Linked DNA regions of Homo sapiens: region 2 is linked to region 1. A link is an interaction called in ENCODE POLR2A ChIA-PET data of the cell type or tissue named here. Cell type or tissue: Panc1. All regions are shown on one strand. Links, peaks and the distances in the headings refer to the core of each region. The heading gives the core; the rest is flanking DNA. Region 1 overlaps SPRED2 (sprouty related EVH1 domain containing 2). Region 2 has its middle 38 kb from the start of SPRED2.

What was found. Peaks named below come from ENCODE experiments on the same cell type or tissue, not always from the same donor. Only the 100,000 strongest peaks of a DNase experiment are listed, where the experiment ranks them.
Region 2: POLR2A ChIA-PET joins it to region 1 with 7 read pairs; 3 of 35 experiments call an interaction of 5 or more read pairs at or near these places.

What each region holds. Positions count from the first base shown.
Region 1 is chr2:65,368,583-65,379,360 of GRCh38, forward strand. All of the region lies in intron 1 of SPRED2 (sprouty related EVH1 domain containing 2), which reads right to left. Among named protein-coding and RNA genes, the nearest start is that of SPRED2, 59 kb to the right of the region's middle. RefSeq lists an enhancer at 9,142-9,723. In Panc1, for the core only: no CTCF peak of the experiment used is centred there; no DNase peak of the experiment used is centred there; H3K27ac peaks cover 1,626 bases.
Region 2 is chr2:65,465,118-65,475,895 of GRCh38, forward strand. No RefSeq gene overlaps it. Among named protein-coding and RNA genes, the nearest start is that of SPRED2, 38 kb to the left of the region's middle. In Panc1, for the core only: no CTCF peak of the experiment used is centred there; no DNase peak of the experiment used is centred there.

The DNA.
Region 1 (10,778 bases), core at 3,445-5,944:
ATAGCAATAATAATGTGTGCACACATGCACAAACAATGAGAATAAGGCAAAGATAGTAAAATGGTAACAAATGGGGAAATGAGAATAGGGGAGTCCTTCATACTGTTCTTGCAACATTTCTGTAATTATGAACTGTTTCAAAATAAACTTAAACATTCACAAACACACAGGAATGAATATATATAACCCCTATTCCTAAAAAAATTAAAAAAGAGATTATTGGGTGCAGTGGCTCATGCCCGTAATCCCAACACTTTGGGAGGCTGAGGTGGGAGGACTGCTTGAGGCTGGAGACCAGCCTGGGCAACAAAGTGAGACCCTGTCTCTACAAAAAATACAAAAAGTAGCTGGGCATGGTGGTGCATGCCTGTGGTCCCAGCTACACAGAAAGCTGAGGCAGGAGGATAGCCTGAACCTGGGAGGCTGAAGCTGCAGTAAGCTATGTTTGCACCACCGCACTCCAGCCTGGGTGATGGAGCAAAAGACCATGTCTCAAAAAAAAATGATTTTTTAAGTATTTAATAATCACCACAGTTACTGTTGCTGACATGCCCACCCATTTGAAAAATATTGGACCATAAAGAAATTTACCAAAGTGTTAACACTGGGAAATGCCTCTGGGTTTGGGTTTCTCAAAGGATATTCCTTATAAACATTTTTATAAGGGGAGACACATACATACACATACACACACACACACATACACACACACATGCACACATTTTGGGAAAACATCATACTATATCCCTGAGAATATTGTTCAAGTTTTTCTAGGCTTGCATTTTCCAAATTTATTTGACCACAGAATCCCCACCCCCAACCCCCACTACCATCCCAATAAGCCTGAAGAAAGAACTTTGGTGGTGATAGCATATGCGATACTTTTCCCCTGATCTTTTACTTTTACTCTAAGTTTTCTTCAGAACACATTTTACTCATTATAACAACAAAGGCATCAAAACATGGTTCCTACCATCTTTAACAGACATTTCTGTTTGGTCGACTTGCATGCTAATGATACCACTATTTAGAAAACAACTTAATTATGCAATTTCTAGTCTCCCCTGACCACAGAGCAGCTTCAGGTCTAATTCTGGCTTAGAGGTAGGGAAACAGCAGAAGCTGCTCTGTGCCACCAGCAGCTGAGGAGCCTGCACCTGTGTGCAATGGCTTGGCAGCTCATGCCAGTGCTGGGCCTGGGTGAGGCCATTCCAAGGAGTAGTATAGCTTGCTGAAGGCCTGGCTCCACCTCACTATTTTCAGAGCACAGGGTCTTAGAACCTGGAAAGCAGCCTGGACATATATGTCTTCTGCCTCTGAGCTCTCCAGGACTTCATGTATTCATTTCCTAGCACTGATCCTCGGCAGGTAAGAAGCAAAACTAGCTGTAACTATACAGCAAAACTTTAGCTATATATGTATATAACTTAAGTCCAAATACTGGCTTATGTCAGGATCTAAAAGAAAATGCGGATATCAATGATGCAGGTACTGTAGGCTGACTGTATTGTGTAGTGGTATAAAGCATGAGTTTGGAGTGAAATTTACTTGTTCCAAATTCAACCTTGCCTACACTTAATGTTATTTAACTTCTCTAAGCCTCTGCTTCCTTACCTGTAAGATGGGTACAATACTATTAATAATCTTACAGAATTGTTTTGAATGGTATAAATGCGACCATTCGCAACAAGTACTTAGCATAGAGCCTGGCCACATACAGAACACTCATCAATTTATGTGAACAACGACAATGATTATTAGTAAATTTTATGAATTTAGACTCTCTCAGAGGTGGGCAAATTATGGCCAGCCACACATTCGAGTGTTTATATGCTGTCTATGGCTGCTTGAGAGCTACAAAGGCAGGACTGAGCAGCTGTGACAGAAACCATACGGTCCCCAAAGCTGAAAATATTTACCATCTAACTTTCATAGAGAAAATTCGTTGACCCCCAGTGATCAACATTTGGGTGAATAAAGAACCAGATCTTTTTCCTACAGAAATGTTGGTTGTTGGTCCCTTATTCTCCTCAATGTCCCAATTTAGAATCAGATACAAGAGTGTTATTTATAGTGATTTGGTCCACAGGATCTGTAGTTCACACTTTCCTTATAATGCAAAACACATACACAGCTTTCTGTCTTGCGGTAGGAGGGGAAATCTACAGTGCCTGAGGTTGCCTGTTGGTCTTTCCATCTCCCCTCTTTCCTGACCAGCCCATTCAGAAAGGACCTCCCCTATTTCAGAGTCCAGTGATTCCAGCTGAAGTGTATGAGTCCACAGCCATCCTCCCCTCCCCCGAAGTCACATTTGTGCATTATGTAGAAACCACACATGTCCCCAGAGGTTGAAGCAAGAGGTGAAAGATGATCTGGAAGAGGCATGCAGGAAACTAAGCAAACAGAAATGAAGGATGCTTTCAAGGGGGCTGAATAGCCACACACAGGATTAACAAGGCAGTGAGGGCCTTCAGAAATGAGGGCTACAGCCACCCTGTCGCTGCCCGTAAGAGCTCAGTAAGGAAAATGAGGGCCAACCCAGAAAAATGAAGAACGTGCCTCAAAATCAGGTCCCAAGACATATCCCCGCATCCAATCATACTGAATATTTTTTTTGGCAGGAAAACTTGTTTATTTGGGGGAAATGAATCCACAGCATTAATGGATAATGCAGTTGAAGGAACTCCTGGGACTGGTCTCTGGGAGGGGAAATTTGCACAAAAGAAACCATTCTAACTGCCTTCAGTTATGTTCTCTTGAAAAAAGAAGCCTCAGCCAGCTGTTTGAACAGATTAAACTGGGGTGTACTTAGATATACACAGTGTCTTTCTGGTGGTCACTTGCTGCCTTACTGGAAAATATCAACATCTTTGAGAAGTCAATCCAATAGAGAAATGTCTATGTTAAATACTGATGAGAATGATGAAGGCTGGTCAAGGAGGCGGCGGAGGCAGATGATTTCTATTGTTACCTAGTAGAGCCGGGCCTTCAGTACACACAGTGACAAATCTTACTTGAAGCTAAGTCAGTTTTCAGCTATGTTTCTTAAAGTGTAACGGGCTGGCAGAGGGGGTAAAATAAAGCTCTCTCCAAAGCTCAGGGTTAATTTGGGGATGTTCAGCTTGGCCAGAGCCAGAAGACCTGGCTCTCGCAGATGAAATGCATATGGGCTATTATGCCAAGTAGATTGAAAAAAAAAAGTAAGAGGCTCAACCGGGCGCGGTGGCTCACGCCTCTAATCCCAGCACTTTGGGAGGCCGGGGCAGGCAGATCATTTGAGTTCAGGAGTTTGAAATGAGCTTGGCTAACATGGTGAAAGCCCGTCTCTACTAAAAATACAAAAATTATCCGGGTGTGGTGGATGCCTGTAATCCCAGCTACTTGGGAGGCTGAGGCAGGAGAATCGTTTGAGCCCGGGAAGCAGAGGTTGCAGTGAACAGAGATCGCACCACTGCACTCCTGCCTGGAAGACAGAGCGAGACTGTCTCAAAAAAGAAAGAAAGAAAAAAAAAAGGCTCTATAATGTAAGGATCTTTCAGAGCTAGGACTGTGGTTTCAGCCCAGGTTTCTTTAGGGAAAGGCAAAGGGAACTCACATTCTCCCAAAGCCCACTCTGTGTGGGGTGCTCCATAGGGTTCTATTATCACACCCGTAAATTCTGTTCCTGGACTGTGTGGAGGGAAAATCAGGGCTGGATTAGTCGGCAGGCTTTGTCTAGATAGTCTGAGTTTCTCCTGCACAGTATGTTAAACAAATGCAGCAGGCCTGATGAGAGAGGAAGAATCCAAAATACATTAGAAATATGGGAAAGTCACTCTGGGAAAGTATGGGAAGAGCCGGGGGCTTGATTAGCAATGAAAAGGGAATGGTTGCGGCATTCAGGGTGCTGATTATGTGGCTGATGGGAGGCCAGGTGTCTATGAGAGGAGACCAGTTTCCCCTTAAAGCCTGGCAAAAGAGTGTTGAGGACCAACCAGGACAAGGCCTGGCTTCAGACCTGGTTGCAAACAGACCAAGTCTAGATCTAGAAGTGGAATTTGAAGTTCAAGGGATTGGGTTAACTCAAGTCCTGGAAATGAGATAAAGGGAGTTAAGGAGTGACCATTTAATGTATTTAGCAACTGACAGGCTGAACAATGAGGTCTGAGCTTGAAATCAGCTTAAAGTTGAATGACCTATTCCTTAAGGAGCACTTGCACCAAGAGGATCATTAACCGGACTAAGCATGCTAGACCCAAATCTGCCACTCAGGCCAACTCAACCCATTCTGCTGTTTCCCTACCTCTAAGCCAGAATTAGACCTGAAGCTGCTCTGTAAAATTCTAAGAATAGTCTTAAGCAGAGAAATCTATTACTCACCTTGATGCTGGCCACAAAAAACTTATCCAAGACAGCTTCCTAGCTAAGTAAACCTTTCACATGGAAGCTATCTGTTTGTCAGATGCCTATACAGCTGTGGACATGGAAATGTCTTCTAAGAACTTTCAACAATACTTTTTAATCATTCTCCTAGGTAAACAGCCCATAATTAATGGAGTTAGAAATCTTGCAAATTTATTCTATTGAGAGGCAGTAGCTTTGGCCTAGCTTTGCCACTAGTTATACAACCTGAGGTAGAGTCACTTAACTTCTTTGTGCTTCAAATTCCTTGTCTAGAAAATGCAGGGTTTAAACTAGTTTAGTACCTGAAGCTCCAACACAGCGAAATGAGAAAACTGCCTAACAATAAAAGTACCCCATAAAGAAGAGGGGAGTGGAAAGAAAGCTGGGCACTGTTGGTGGATCAAGACCAATGGATTGGGAGGAAAGCTATGTCCCTGATGCTGGATCTAAGAGACCACACCAAACTCACACACCAGTCCAAAAGGATGTGGATCTTACCCCAAAGCTAGAACTCACTTTTCCTTACAAACAAACATTAGTCAACAGCAGCAGCTAATGTCAATATTAGCTATGGTTATGTAATATGCAAACACTGAGTTTTAGAATTACACTGGACTTTTATCCCAAACAAAGACCCAAGATGGGGAGACAGAGTCTATAGCACAATCTCTTCTGTCTTCATGGCAATTGGTGCCACAATTACAGCATTTTGCTATGACTTGCATGTCATCTTTGCCACTGGACTTGAGATTCTCTAGGTCTTTTCTTTTTCATTTTTCCTTTTGTAGCTCTGCATTTGGCACATGGTAAACCCACGGTAGACTGGGTTTCTTCATTCATTCAACAAACACAGATTATCTTTTATTGGCTTCTACAGGGGGTAGAGATAAGGATTACATGAGGGGAGGAAATGACAACAGCAAACTTCTGTGATGTGTATTTTTTTCTTCATTACAAAAAGTGATAAATTCACTACAGAAAATTTAGCAAATGCAAAGAAAAACATTCACCTGAAATACATCTAGGCAGACGAATGTAAGAGTCTTACAGGCATCCACAGTATGTGAGGCACGTTTGCTAACTTAACGTACTTTTCGCCACTGAGATCCATTTAAAAAATTACTGGAAAATAACATTCCCGTTTTTCTATTTATTCATTCCTGATAAAAACAAAAGAGATTGTGCACAGGGCTTAGCAAGATTTTATTTTCTTCTGCTTTCGTTCAGCTTCCCAGAGGGGCAAATAAATAATTTATGGGGTTCACACCTTATGAACCTTAGACATTAACTACAGAACTAGAAGAGCTGCCTGGAATTCTAAACTGGACTTCAGAAATACCTAGGTCCAGACCAAGCACACTTGATGGAAGAGAAAATTACAGCTGTTGATCAAGTTCCTTGTACAAATTTAACTGCAGGAGCCAGAACTGGGCCTGATTCTAAATTCATTGTTCTAAATTCTAAATTCATTGTTCATTACTAAGATTCTAAATTCAGATTCTAAACTCATTGTTCCTTACTAAGAATTAGCTACCTAACTAAAACAAATCCCAAAATTCTGTCACAGTTAACTTTCTGGTTTCTCATGATTCCAGAATAAGAAAAGTAGATGATCACATCTAGGATATTTACCTGGATGAGAATTCTCAGGTGGCAGGTTAAATAAATCACCAGCAGGGCAGCCAAAGTTACTAAATACTTGAAAATTCTTCCTGGCTCTGCCACAAACATTTCAGCTCTAACAGAAATTTTAAAAATAGGCCAGTGAAGGTGAGTCAGGGCTCACTGGTTAATAGATGGGAAACTATCAGATAAAGCTTACAGACGACTGACTTGGGGCCCAACTTCCTGCCCATGGCTTACCTGCATTCTGCATAGGGGAGGCATGTGTGGAGAGCACCCAACTTGTTTCGAGTATCTCCTCCTCTCAGGTATCCCCAAGAGTGAGCCTAATACAGCTTGCTGGGAGAGGGGAGAGAAGCGGGTATCCAAAGCACCTCACCAAGAAAAGAAGCTTGCTGTGTGTGGCAGATGAGTGTTTTACAGGGGTGTCTCATAGGTGCACAGTTACCCTTTCCAATTGAACAACGCACACTCAGCAAGAGCCTGAGAACATTTAGAGAGTAGAGGCCCTTCCTCTGAAGAACACATACCCTGGAGTTGGCTGAGACTTGGGGGCCCCTGCCCACGTGCCTTGCCACCCCTGATGTGCCTCAAGCATTTAAAGTTGCAGCACATACTCATGTGTCAACATGGCTCTTAAATGCCAGTCAATGACTTCAACTGGCACTCCATCACAGGAACATTAACTCTTCCCAGCACTGGAGGAAGAGGCGAAGGCTTGTATGCCGGTCTCAGGTAGCTGTGACCACATGTGATTTCCACTGTGTGTATAGCCCTATTCAAAAGGGACAGAGATCTGTAGGGGAGATGACAAGTCCCTGATCAAATCTCAACTGACCAGCACTCATCCTCATAATAGTACTCACGTAGTCCTCATTCAAGGAAGAAAAGGGCCAAAGGAGGAGGGCTTACCCACTCTCTTCATTTAGCTGGCATTAAAAGGACAGCTCTCAAGTTTCATTAAAGTAAGTGTCAGCTGGCTAAGACGAAACAGTAGGGGGAATGGACAGTCAATGTGGGCTCTACCTATTTTGTAGGTAGAAACCTAATAGTAATGCACAAACCAGAATAAAATAGAAAAGGTACATTTGTGGCAGAGCCGAGAATAGATCCCAAGTGTCCTTGAATTTCATTTTTCAGAACACTTTTAAACTTTTAAACAAGGTTCATTCTCACGGTTCTTTGTTTCAAGTCTCCCCAAAGATCTTCTCTGCCTCTTTCTCCACTCAAGATGGAGAAAGGAGTTCCACGGATTTCATTTGTTTGTTTCCCATGAGCCCCCGATGCTAAGAATGTGTGGAGTGTGAAGAGCAAGTCTTAACATTTGAACATTCCAAAGCTACCAGGGTGGGACCAGTTCAGCTCAGAGAGATTTTGCTACCACTCAGGACAAGCTGGAAATAAACACAAACATACAGACAATATGGTGCACAGAATGCCAACAGGTAAGCAAGAGAGACTGGGGTGGGAGAGGAGGCCATGCTCTTGTGCTCCCTATCCTCCCACCACACCTCCTCCGAAGAAAGAAGACAGCAGCCCACTATGTTGTGGGACATAGGCACCTGCCTTCCCTGTTCCCTACAGTTAAACTTTAGAGGCTGTCAGCTCAGTTTATATTTCAGGGTGAAGAAGGGGAAACGCCCATGGGCTCCAGGAGCCAACCATGTATTTATTATCTGTTGCTGAGGAAAGCATCATGGGAAGAACAGGGCACGGCATTCCATGGGTCCGTTTCAGAGCAGATTCTGGACTGTTTAAATGTGGATAAGCAGTGGCCAGAAGCTTACAAAACAGATTAACTGGGGCATAATGAAGCCATTAATTTATCTGTACAATGTAAAGATAGATGCATTTTTCTTTTTAATTTTATTAATTGTTCTGTATAGGTATCATATTGATTTGATTCATAAATCAAAATACAAAGGCGTACTCCCACCATCCCATCTGCCCCATTCCTTCTCCTACCCAACATGCCAGTGGTACCCATTTCTTAAAGGTTGCTTTGTGTATCCTTCTAGGGTTTATGCAAATATTAATATGTATTCTCTCCCAAACTCATCTCACAAAAAAGGTAGCAAGCACGTTATTCACATGTTCTAGACCTTGCTGTTTATCTCTTCACAGTCTTTCCATATTTTTTTTTTGAGATGGAGTCTCACTCTGTTGCCCAGTCTGGAGTGCAGTGGCGCAATCTCGGCTCACTGCAAGCTCTGCCTCCCGGGTTTACGCCATTCTCCTGCCTCAGCCTCCTGAGTAGCTGGGACTACAGACGCCCGCCACCATGCCCGGCTAATTTTTTGTATTTTTAGTAGAGACGGGGTTTCACCGTGTTAGCCAGGATGGTCTCGATCTCCTGACCTCATGATCCGCCTGCCTCGGCCTCCCAAAGTGCTGAGATTACAGGCGTGAGCCACCATGCCTGGCCACAATCTTTCCATATTGAAACACAACTAATTCATTTCCTTTTATATCTGCACAATATTCCACTATAGGGATGTACCATGATTTATTTAACTAGTTTCTTATTAATGAACATTTAGTGTTTTCCAAACTTTTTGCTGTTAAAAATAATCCTGTGATAAATAACCTTATACATTAGAGTTGCCTTTACATATTAAGATGCTTGTTTACTGCTCTGTAACCATCTAACCATGATACAAAGACAGAAGAAAATCTTGCAACTGTAAACCCATCTGAAATCAAGACAAAGCCCTTCTAAAGAAGAAAAAAGCTACAGAAAAATAAAACCAAATTTAGATTTGTTGGGTCAGGATAATGAATGATGCATACGTGGTAGCACTGGATTGGTATTTGTGAAAGGAGTGATACAGTTTGATTATTTAGGCTGCCCATTCTCCATCCTTATCCTCCTCTTGCCGACCCCCCAAAGCCTCATCACCCATTAAAGCTGCAGCGTCTGACTCTAAGAAATTCTAACAGTGTTCGGTCTCATAGAGGGGGAACACTGTGGCAAAGCAATGACTGATGAGGTGGTAGGTGTTACCTCAGAGGGCAGAAACTCACCCCCTCCTTTCCTGGTCATCGTCTGACCTGAACCCAGATGCCCAGCTGGAGATAAGACTGCATAGAGCCATCTGCACACCAAGGAAAGGAAGGCTGTGTGGGTGTTGGCTGGTCCTTCCATCAGAACACAAGTCCTGGGCAACTCCCTAGGTAACTGTCAAAGCGGCAGTCCTCAGCAGAGACCAAAGAGGAGCCCGGGGGCAGTCCCAGCACTTCTCAGACACAGCCTCCAGCAAAGGGGCAGGAAATTCTAAGCTGTCCACGGAGCTGACTCATACTCTCTTTCCACATGCATCCTGAAGGTTCTATTCTAAGTTTACCAAAGGGAACATGCCTTCAGGCAGAAGCAGAGCACAGAAGTGGTTGTGGCTGGGGCTTCAATTAGCATTTCCTCTGTAACATGTCAAGATCCCACCAGAAGGGCTAAGGAAGGAAGGAGGAGAGAGCCCATCCAGTAAACATCAGCTGAGCCAAATTCCATTGACACCTCTTTTCAGAAGTGCATATGCATCGTTACCTGTGTACACAATGACAGTTTAATTACCCTGGGGTTAAAGTCAAACTACTAAAAGTGAGTAACACTTGTTTGGGCTTTAATTGGAATAAACCAAATGTATAAAGGTATTTTTCAGACAAATTGGAGAAAATAGAACATGGATTTGGTATTAGATGAGATTAAAGAACTACTGTTAATTTTCTTAGGTGTGATCATGGTATTGCGGTTCTTGTTTTAAAGTCCTTATCTCTCAGAAATACATACTGAAGTATTTATAGATGAAATTATATGTCAGGGATTTGCTTTAAAATACTGCAGTCCACCCCCTCCATACAAGAAAAAGTGTGTGTGTGGGGCGGAGGAGACATGAATGACAGCTGGGTGATGAGTACATGGGGTGGGGGCATATACTACTCTATCTCTGTCAATGTTTCACGGTAAAAAGGAAAAAGAGCTGTTAAAATGGCTATATGCCACTGAGACCTCACTAGTGACCAGAACAGGCAGTGTGGCCCCATAGGGGTGACATTGTGTCCTGTGTGATCCTCAGATGATAAGAGTTGGTGACCGCACAAAAGTCAACCCAGTAAGTAACTGCACTCGATTTTTCATTCCATCAACTAACACATTGGTTCTCAAATGTGGCTGCACACTGGAATCACCTGGAGGGGTTACTTTTGTTGTTTTAATTCATGCCTAATTTAATTGTTTGGGGTACAGCCTGAATTTCTGGATTTTAAAAAGTTCCCCAGTAATTCTAATGTACAGTGAAGTTTGAGAGTTAGTACTCTGAGAACCTAACATACCAGTTCAGGAAGATATCAAGGGTAAGCGAATGAGAAAGGACAGGGGCAGCTGGATGCTCTCTGCTCAAGCCTTTCCTGGGACCCCCTTGGCCTGATTATCTGTCTCTCTAGGGCCTCCAAGTCTGGGGTCCAGGCTGAGCATCCCTACATTACCGGTGCAATCAAAGATGACACGAGAGCTATAGTAAAAACTAGGGACTTGGCAAACAGGTTAAAATGAGAAGCTGGACCTACTTTAAAGCCAGATGAGAAGTGACTTTTTACCAATATCAGGATTGCAGTGGATACACCAAGTGTTCCATTGAGTGTTCCCCCTCACCCACCTGAGCATTAAGTGCTAATGTGCATCTTGCTGAGAGCAGCTTATGTTAGCTACAGAAAAACTCCTGTTTTAAGAGGCTGAGGGGTCTTAAGCAGTGAAATTTGTCATAGCTGCTGAGTACTGG
Region 2 (10,778 bases), core at 4,686-7,185, 98 kb after region 1:
TTCTTCGTTTTGTGAATTAACTTTATCTGCTGTGCATTTCAGCTTAGTCTGGAAACCTCTGCTTAGGATTGCCAGCTTCGGCTTTTTTCAGAGGTCTAAAGAAGAGGTGGTTCTGGCAGGTGTAAGCTCTCTGATGTTTCAGCCTACAAATATGTGAACCGAAGTCATGTCGATTTGCATTTCTGGATTAGCAACAGATGGTAGTTATGAACTAACTGACTATCTGACAGAGAGGCCCCATTGGAAGCAGTATGGGAGCAGATCCAGGCTCTGCTGTGCAGTTATCAGTTGGTCTAACTCTTCTTTCAGAAAATATTCTCTCCGGAGGAGAGGCCTCAAATTGCAGATCCCCATCTAGGCATTGAAAAGGCAGCGTACAACCCTCCTTTTGTAGGCACCTCCCAAAATAACTTTCAGCAGGATATGGCTTGTTATATTAGTTCTGTAATTTTATTTTCCAAATGATGCTTGTCTTTGAAGCTTGGCTAGGGGAACTGTAGCTAAGATTAAATGGGGTCCAATGTTTTGTGACAATACTTCCTTAGATTTACATGACTTTTAAAAAATAGATTTTTTTTTTAATCTCTTAAAATCTGTGACAGAGAATATTGGGATTTTCCATCCTGCCATTTGTTTCCCATATTTGTTATAAGTAATGAGCACTTCTTATTTGTCAGGCCCTGCATTGGCGCTGGGGAAGACACAACAGTGCGCAGAAACCAACCAGCCTCTAATTGCAAAAAACTTCACAGCCCAGTGAGGAGGCTGACATTAATCCAAGGATCACACAATGCAACTACAAAATGTGCTAAGGAGGCAAGCGTCTGGTGCTAGGAGAGTGTGTAATTTGATATAGTCTGAGAGGTCAGGGTATGGATGTGTAAGCCAATGAGGAGAACAGCCTGTGCAAAAGCCCTGGACTGTGTCTGGTACCAGGACTTAGCCAGTTAGGGCGAGCAGAGCAAGGGAGGGGTGGGCGGTGGAGCTGAGACTGGAGAGGCAAGACGTGCCAGACCATGAGGCTTTTGCAACATTTAGCCCCTAGGCCCCACCCACAAAGATTCCGATTCAACTGGGAGAGAGGGGGAGAGATATGGGTAGTTTTTTTGTTTTGTTGTGTTTTGAGACAGAGTCTCACTCTATCTCCCAGGCTAGAGTGCAGTGGTGTGATCTCGGCTCACTGCCACCTCTCTGCAACCTCCACCTCCCGGGTTCAAGCGATTCTCCTGCCTCAGCCTCCCAAGTAGCTGGGATTACAGGCATGTGCCACCACGCCCAGTTAATTTTATATTTTTAGTAGAGATGGGGTTTCTCCATGTTGGTCAGGCTGGTCTTGAACTCCTGACCTCAGGTGATCTGCCTGCCTCAGCCTCCCAAAGTGCTGGGATTACAGGTGTGAGTCACTGTGCCAGGCCAGATATGGGTAGTTTTTTAAAGTTCCTGAGGTAAAGCATCCAGGGTTAAGAATCATTAGCCTGGACTTATTTGGTCCGTATTCTAAGAGCTGTGGGAAACCACTGAATTGTTTGTGGCAGGACAAACAATTCAGATGTACATCTTGTATCCTCAGGATGCCTGCACATATAGACACCGAAAATTACTAGGGTGGGCCCAGAAATCTGTATTACTCTGCTGCACGATAATATCAGAAGCACTGTCAACCTCAGCATTGTTTGATCAAACAGGAAGTACATAGATAAACCCCAAAAGTAGACCACTAAGATGATCCCATTTCAATTTTCTTCCTTCCTTCCTTCCTTCCTTCCTTCCTTCCTTCCTTCCTTCCTTCCTTCCTTCTTTCCTTCCTTCCTTTGAGACAGTCTTGCTCTGTCATCCAGGCTGGAGTGCAGTGGCACGATCTCGGCTCACTGCAAGTTCTGCCTCCCGGGTTCATGCCATTCTCCTGCCTCAGCCTCCTGAGTAGCTGGGACTCCAGGTGCCCGCCACCACGCCCGGCTAATTTTTTGTATTTTTAGGAGAGACAGGGTTTCACCATGTTAGCCAGGATGGTCTCGATCTCCTGACCTCGTGATCTGCCCACCTCGGCCTCCCAAAGTGCTGAGATTACAGGCGTAAGCCACCGCGCCCGGCCTCAATTCTCTTTTTTTAAGACAAGTTCTTGCTCTGTGGCCCATGCTATAGTGCAGTGGCGCAGTGAACTGTGGTTGTGCCATTGCTCTACAGCCTCGACTTCCTAGGCTCAAGTGATCCTTCCACCTCGGCCTTCTGAGTAGTTGGGACTACAGGTGCATGCCACCATGCCTGGATAATTTTTTAATTTTATTTATTTATTTTTTTGTAGAGATGGATTCCCACTATATTTCTCAGGGTGGTATTGAACTCCTGGGCTCAAGTGATCCTTTCGCCTTGGCTTCCCAAAATGTCAGGATTATAGGTGTGAGCCACTGTGCCCAGCCTTCAATTTTTTTTTTTTTTTGCTTTATCTTTCTACTATTACTTCCAATCTTCCCATTCTTGCTCAGACCCTCTACTTGGAGTGGTAAAGAAGGCCTGGTTGTGTGCTCCTTACTACACCCTGTGGCTTCAAAACTTGGAAGACTTGTTTTATACTGAGGCAGTTTCCAAAAAGCACTACTTTCAGCAACAGCATCACTTCATATTTACTGTGCACAATGGGCAGAGTAAATGAAAGAAATTACTTTAATACATGAGTGAGCCAGAATATGTATGTATAGGCCCATGAACAAGAAGATAGCATTAATACTTGAGAAAGTGTCTTTTAGGAAGGATGTATTCAGGATTTTCTCTCCTTACACTGCCAGATTCCCAGAGACCAGACCTAACACCTACCTCCACATCACTCATTTATTCAAATTCCTGAAACATCAATGATTCCAAAGTAAATTAACCAGGCATTTTGGTGGTCTCTGCAATATTGGACACTTTAGTTAGGATTCTTTGCATCTTCAGAGCACTAGTTACACAGACACTGTAAACTCTCTAGGGTGATAAGGAGGAACAAAGGGCACCGAATGCTTTCTTCTTTGTGTGGATACGGAAACTGAGTGGTTAAGTGACTTCCTTAGATGACTTTTTAGAAGGGGCATCGGAGTGGAGAAGGGAAGTCAGGGACTCTGGGCTTCAACACACGGCTCCGGCCATTTGGCCTGATAAGCATTCATCTTTAAAGACCTGAAGATGGTGAACTTTTTTGAATGACTTGTCAGACAGATGGAGTGATGGCTTCCAGCCATGGAACTCACTTATCGTGGATGTCTGTCAGGGTTAAAAGTTCTATTTGCAGGCCTCTCCCATCAGGTTGTTTTTTTGTGTGTGTTCTATCCCCCACTAGTATGGATCCTAACTGGCTTGGTTGGCTTGGATAATGGCATTCATCTTCTGCTCCCTGGGGCATCAGATCACAGAGGGGTAAAGGTGTGGGCACTATGCCAGAGCATAAGCTCAGGAATAGTGCTAGCTAAGAGCAATTTCTGTTGACTTATCTAGAAATCACGCCCTAGCATCCATTAGGATGCCAGTGTATTTTTCTAGGGCAGCAAATTGACCAAATAACCATACAAACCTGCTTCCTCCCTGTTTCCATTTTCTTGCAATGTTGTTTTTCCATCCACTAGGGATGAATGAAATATCCTCTCAAGTAGATCTCTAAATAAATAAAAATAGAATAGGAAATCCATGTAGTGCTTACTCTGTGCCAAGATCTCTTCAAAGTGCCTTACATACATTCTTAACTCATTTAATCCTTACAATTGCCCCTCTGAGATGGGTACCATTACTATCCCTGTTTTACAGACGGAGGCACAGAGAAGTTAAATTATTTGTTCAGGATCACACAACTAGTAAGCAATATAGCTGAAATTTGGATCTAGGCAGTTTGATTCCAGACTTGGTGTTCCCAGTTACTTCCCTAATTATCCTCTTTATAAAGGGTAAATTAAACTGAAATTTCATTGGGCTGATCAATGCGGAACTGTAAAAAAATAAATGAATAAATACACTGAGATTCCAATCTTAACTTCGCTATACATATATCTACAACAGGTTATCATACTGACCACAGCAAAAAATTCATTTGGATGTTTCTAGTGCAACTAGAAAGTGCACTGCTTGAGGGCAGGGGCCTCTAAGTCCTCCTTGTAGACCTAATACCTTACATATAGTAAAAGCTCACTAAGTATCCCTTGAATGTTATGCAAAAGCATTTGGAAAACTGTGAAATACTGTGAAATATTACTACACATGTTTACATATACCTATATCTCTAAGCCAAGCAGGACTACCTATAATTAGTATCTCTACCATTTCCTCCCCCCCCCCCCTCCCCGCTCTCTCTCTCTCTCATGCATGTTTTTTTGTTTGGGTTTGCTTGTTTGGTTGGGTTTTTTTTGAGATGAAGTCTTGCTCTGTTGCCCAGGCTGGGGTGCAATGGCTCGATCTCGGCTCAGTGCAACCTCTGCTTCCCGGGTTCAAGTGATTCTCCTGCGTCAGCCTCCCAAGCAGCTGTGAATACAGGTATGCACCACCACATCTGGCTAATTTTTTGTATTTTTAGTAGAGATGGGGTTTCACCATGTTGGCCAGGCTGATCTCAAACTCATGACCTCAAGTGATCCGCCTGCCTCGGCCTCCCAAAGTGCTGGGATTACAGGCATGAGCCACCATGCCCTGCCTTATAATGCATGCTTTGTACAGACATTCCTCAACCCACCAAGCTTTGCAATTATTCCTTAGTTGCCCCTTATGGCAGCTGTATGTAGCAGAATATACCCAGCAATAGTGGCGGGCAAGTCTCAATTTGCTGATGTACTCCCCTCTGCCCTTCCTTCCTCCCCTTTCTCAACAGCTTGGAATAGTCCATGCTTTGAAAAAAAAAAATTTAACTTAAAAATTATTTTCAGTGATTACAAAACAGTTAAATCACTTTAAAACAACCCCACTGTCATTACTGCATTAATTGGCAATGATTTGAAATATAAGGAATACAGAACTTTCAAGCATTTAAGAAAGGGACTCTCTTATCAACATGATTTCTCTTCAAACTTATGTTTCAAATGGAATTCCAGTCTTTATTTATTTATTTATTTTTTGAGACCAAGTCTCACTCTGTCACCCTGGCCAGAGTGCAGTGATGCAATCTCGGCTCATTGCAACTTCCGCCTCCCATGTTCAAGCAATCCTTGTGCCTCAGACTATTGAGTAGCTAGGATTACAGGTGTGTGTCACCATGACTGGCTAATTTTTGTATTTTTAGTAGAGATGGGGTTTTGCTATGTTGGCCAGCTGGTCTTGAGCTCCTGGCCTCAAGTGATCCACCCGCCTCAGCCTCCCATAGTGCTGGGATTATAGGTGTGAGCCACCGTGCTTGGCTGGAATTCCAGTATTTATAAAATTAATTTTATAACCAAAGCCAGGACTGGGCACAATGGCTCATGCCTATAATCTGAGCACTTTGGGAGGCCAAGGCAGGAGGATTGCCTGAGGTCAGGACCTCGAGACCAGCCTGGGCTACATAGTGAGACCCTGTCTCTAAAAAATAAAAAATAATAATAACTAAAAAAGAAAAAAAATACCCGAATCCAGTTTTTGTTGTTTATGCAGCCATTTGTAAGTGGATCAACCCACTTGAGAAGGAACCAGATTTTTGCTAGTACGTGGTGTATGTATGACCATGAGCCTCATGTTTGTATTGTCCAGGATGATCATTATAACCAGCCATCTCTTACATCAGTTAACAGTGCCCCCACTGAAAACTTGGCTCTTAGGGCTCTGGCCCCAGACCTTAGAAGGAACTGACCTCAACCCTGTGAAGCTGTGAGAGCCAGGAAGTTACCTGAGCAGGATGGTGGGTGGTTCCATGGCCTGAATGTCTTTGTCCCCCAACCCCAACATTTATATGTTGAAATCCTAATCCCCATGTTAATGGTTAGGAGGTGAGGCCTCTGGGAGATGATCAGGTCATGAGAGTGGAATCCTCATGAATGGGATTAGTGCCCTTATAAAGAGACCCCAGAGGGCTAGGCTTACCCCTTCTACCATGTGAGGATGCAGAGAGAACAGGAAATGGACCCTCACCAGAATCTTCTGGTACCTTGATCCTGGACTTCCTGGCCTCCAGAACTGTGAGAAATAAATTTCAGGTGTTTATAAGCCACCTGGTCCATGTTATTTTCCTATGGCTGTCCAAACAAACTAATACAAGTGGGCTCCAGGATTAAACTTCATCTGCTCTATGCTGCCTGCTTCATGCCCCCAGAGATAACAGTGGCACCATCCCGAGGCTATTGGAGAGCTGTGAGAAATGGAACACAGCCAGCAACAGGGGAGACAAGCACAGACAGGTAGGCCTGACACCTTTCAGACTTGGAAGTGTCAGCCAGCAGAGACCAACATCTTCTCAGCTAAAAGGTCAAACTTGCTCCAGAAAGCTTGAAGACTTCCCAGGTATGATCTTAAGACTTCATCTGGCTGGGCACGGTGGCTCATGCCAGTAATCTTAACACTTTGGGAGGCCGAGGCAGGAGGACTGCTTGAGGCCAGAAGTTCAAGACCAGCCTGGGCAACATAGCAAGACCCCATCTCTACAAAAAATTAAATTAGCCAGATGTGTGCGTGCCTATAGTTTTAGCTACTGGGGATGCTGAGGCAGGAGGATCACTTCAGCCCAGCAGGTGAAGGTTCCAGTGAACTAGGGTTGTACCACTGCACTCCAGCCTGGGTGATAGAGTGACACCCTGTCTAAAAAAAAAAAGACTTCATTCCAGCTGTGTCTGTCTCATCCATACCCTGCCTCTGATTTCCCCTTGCTCATTAACTACAGACAACCACATTAGTCTGTGCCTCTCTGATTTTTGCCTGCTTGTTTGTGACAGTTTTGGGTCAGCCCTGAGGCTTCCACTCAGAGATCTTTAGTCCTCTGCCCATGCCTTTTGCTCCAATGTATATACCATCACGATTTTACATTTACATAGGCTAATTTATGACAGCCAGTACTTATGTAGCATTTACTTTGTGTCAGGCACTTTTGTAAGCACAAAATTATGTTTACTTAGAACAGAGGAAAGTCATGTTTCCTTAGACCAGTACACCAATCCTGGACAGCTTGTTAATTACAGAAATCCCAGAGTTTCTGATTTAATAGGTCTGGAGTGGTGCTTAAGAATTTGTGTTTATAACAGTGTTGATGCTTCTGGTCCAGGCACCATACTTTGAGAACCTGTGTTACAGAATGTCAGATAACCTGTAGGTGGGCTTGTTAGAAAATGCTCTTGTATGACATTGGAAAGGCATGCAGTAATCTTTTTGCTTTACTTTCAACTTGGATGGTTTTCCTTAACAAAGGAAAAGCTGAACTGAACTATTCATTACAGTTCTCTTTCAAGGGTTGGATATTGATAGATCATAGCACTCTGGAACTGGAATATCAGGTGTTTCTTAGGGACTTCAGCAGTTGGACTTTAGAGTGGAGGGAGAGGCTAGGGAAATGCACCACCATAGGTGAGTACCTGCTGTGTGTCAGGCACTGTATTGGGCACTTGGCTGCCATAATTATCTCATGGAGTCAATCACCCAGTGGTGTTGGTATTATTCTCCCATTTTGCAGATGAGGAAACCATGACCGTGGCTTAGAGGGCAGAGGGTCTCCAGCAGAGCTTCCCAACTGGTATGTTGGAATGCGTAATGAATGTATGCTGAGCTATTGATCTCAGTGCTAGTGGTGCTGGGATGGGGCCCAAGGTGCCTGGAGCACCCTGCCCCTGTCAGTTTACCCCCAGGGTACTCTGGCCACAGGACAGACCCTCAGTGAGCTCAGGTCCAGGGGTAGACACTGCTCCTCCATCCTCTGACACTCACAGCTCTGTGAGTGAGGGGCAGGACTCAAGGAGTCCTCGGGAGCCTGCTCATGGTCACAGGCAGTGTTCCTGGAGGTGGAAGACACTCAGGATTAAGGCTGAGGGGCTACACTGGCAAAAACCTCCTGGGTACCTTTGGGGAAAGAAGACTCCCTTTCAGTTATGGAAACAAAAGTTCTCTGATGATGCTTATGCACCACACCTTAGGCTACAGCTAAGACAAGGCAAAACAGGACCCTCAGTCATTCCAGCTCCATAAAGCTGCCTCTCAGTGAGGACGAAAGGTTATCAGACTTTGTCCTTGGTGAACTGTGACAGAAGTGAAGATTTATGACCCATACTTTAATAGTTTCTTGATTGGATGATTAGAGCTCCCTATATCTTTATCTGCTAGCTAAGTAGTTTGGTGTCTGCACAAGGCCCAAATGCTGTAGTCAGACTCCTGGAGAGTCAATGGCCATATATGTTGGGGGAAAGCTTAAGTAACTCAATTGACTTTCAGTTGTTGAAAGCATTGATTTTTTTTAATTGCACTTATGGCTTAAGACCCAAAATAGCTTTGGACGATAGAGCAGAGGTTGCACTATTAGTTCTGTAGTCAATTCTTGACATATTCTGCCCTCTAAAAGGGCCAGTTACTACATCGGTTACTATATTAGGAGCTTCCAGTTCAGGCCTAAGATTTTCATTGATATGACTTAAGGACAATTGATGCTTAGATTCTTCCATTGAGAAGGTAACTTCAGGAGATTCTCATGTCTCCACCAAGGTTTCAGGAGATACTCTGCACAAATAAGACATGACTGGGGAGGTTTGCAGCCTCTTCTGTTTTGAATGTGATCTGTGATCTGCTGGCCTTTTCTGTTTCCCTAGGGACTTTTGCTCTCAGAAACTTTCTACCAGCTTGTGCTGTGGGGAAAGGAAGGCATTTTCCAGGGAGACCAGTCATTCTTCATGTTTGTATAGTGCTTTCCAGTCTTTAGTGTTACAGAGAACATTAAAATATTTTAGGCTAATCCTGCTTTTAAAAATGAAGAATTGAGGTCTAAGGAGGCTAAGTGATTATCTGAAATGTCACAACAAGAGGCAGGGCCCATGATTATAAATCCAGGGTTCTTGCCAGGATGCAAGACTAATCTATTTATGGGTAGGGGATACAGGCTCCACTAGGTCCATTGAGAGACGCTCTTATTAAGTTTATACAGGTATGTTACTTCTCTGCTATCTTCATGTGTAGGATTGGGGTGGGGAGACAAGGTCACACTCAAATGAGAGTGTGGGAGAACAACCACAGCTCCCCTGCCTCTCCTGTGGCAGGTCCGAGAAGGCTATGGAGAGGTGCTCCTTTTCCCATCATCTCCCCAATTTGGAAAGGAGTTCAGGAAACCAAAGCTAATGGAATCAATGTTAAATAGATTCGCTCTTTCATTGGCTTAAGTGGTCCAGCTGAAGAAATGTTTGGGAACAAGATACCAGAGAGGCAAGGTACTTACACAATTAAAATATAAAGAATTTAAAGACTGTGACTGAGTGGTCTTTTTGAGGTGACTCTTAAATGAAGGGCAGCCATATGTACTGACAAGGTAAAACCAGAGCTAGACAGTAATTGAAGTGGTAAAAACAGGTTTCTGTTTATGACTATCTCACTAGGGGAAAAGAGATCACAGTGTAGACCTGGATTCACTTCTGAATACAGTGTGGGCAAGTGGGAATTTATAGCCAGGAGCAGGGTGGGGGTTGGCGGGTGGGATAAGGGAGACTCTAGCTTAACAGGATTTTTGCTGAAGACAGGGCAGGGTGATCACACATCACCTGGGGATGGTGGAGGATGAGGAACCCAATCAGATATGGAGAGGGATCAGATATGGAGGGTGGGGGATTCTGGCTAAACCAATTTAGCCGGGTTCTTGCTAAACTTGTCTTTACAAGGAAGTGTACAGATAAATGTAGGAGAAGATTCAGGAGCCTGACTAAAGTTTGGTCAAACAAAGCATCTTTGTCAGATCAAATCTGGGAAAGCAAGAATTTAAAGGCTGGCCGGCGTTCGTTTTGACCCAAACACATAGGCCATAGTACTAGCACTGATTACATAGATCAACCCTGGAGAAGAAAGGAGAGCATTTAATAGCTTCCCGTGAATGAGTTCTGTAAGGGTTTACAGAACATGTACTGTGTGTTCCAGGTGTGGATGTACAGACATGAATGAGGCCTCATGGCCCAGTCTCTATGAGTTCTCAGTGCAACAAAGAGATGAGAACATGTGAGCTGGAGGGGAGGTGGTAGCAGGGTGAGAGCTGGTACTGTGAGCTCAGTGGGGGTTGAGAGTGAGTAGGGCTGTCCCCTGGGGCAGGGCAACAGTGATCTCATTACATCTGCAGCCCACAGGGCTCAGTTCTGCTGTGGTCTCAGAGGGATCACCCTATAGCATCTCTTGGATTCACTCTTCCCTGTAAATGGATGTCAGGTTCATAAAGGCACTCAGTTGGGTTACATGAGTCAGTAGGCTTTACCCCATACCCCCTCCCATGCTCAGAATCTAAGACATTGTTTTAGATATCACATTTTCAGCCAAATGTCAATATGCCTGGTCTGACATCTGAAGATAATTTGAAATCAATGGCAATAATTTTCCCATCCTTGGAAGTATGGTTTTAGCCATTGTTACCTAAAAGGTCTTGCTTAAATCAACCTCCATCCAAAGTCTCTTTAATAAGAAAAGTAGCTGACATTTTTTGATCACTTACTCTGTGACAGGCATTATATATGCATTAGCTCATTTAATCTTCCCAACATCCCTATGGATAAGTCCTATTATTACCCCCGTTTTACAGGTAAGTAACTGAGGCTAAGAGGATATATGAGTAGCTGAAAATCACACAAGGGGGAGGTGCTGAGTGGGAATTTGTAACTCCTGAGCCCATGCTTTGAGTTCAAGCTGCTTATCAC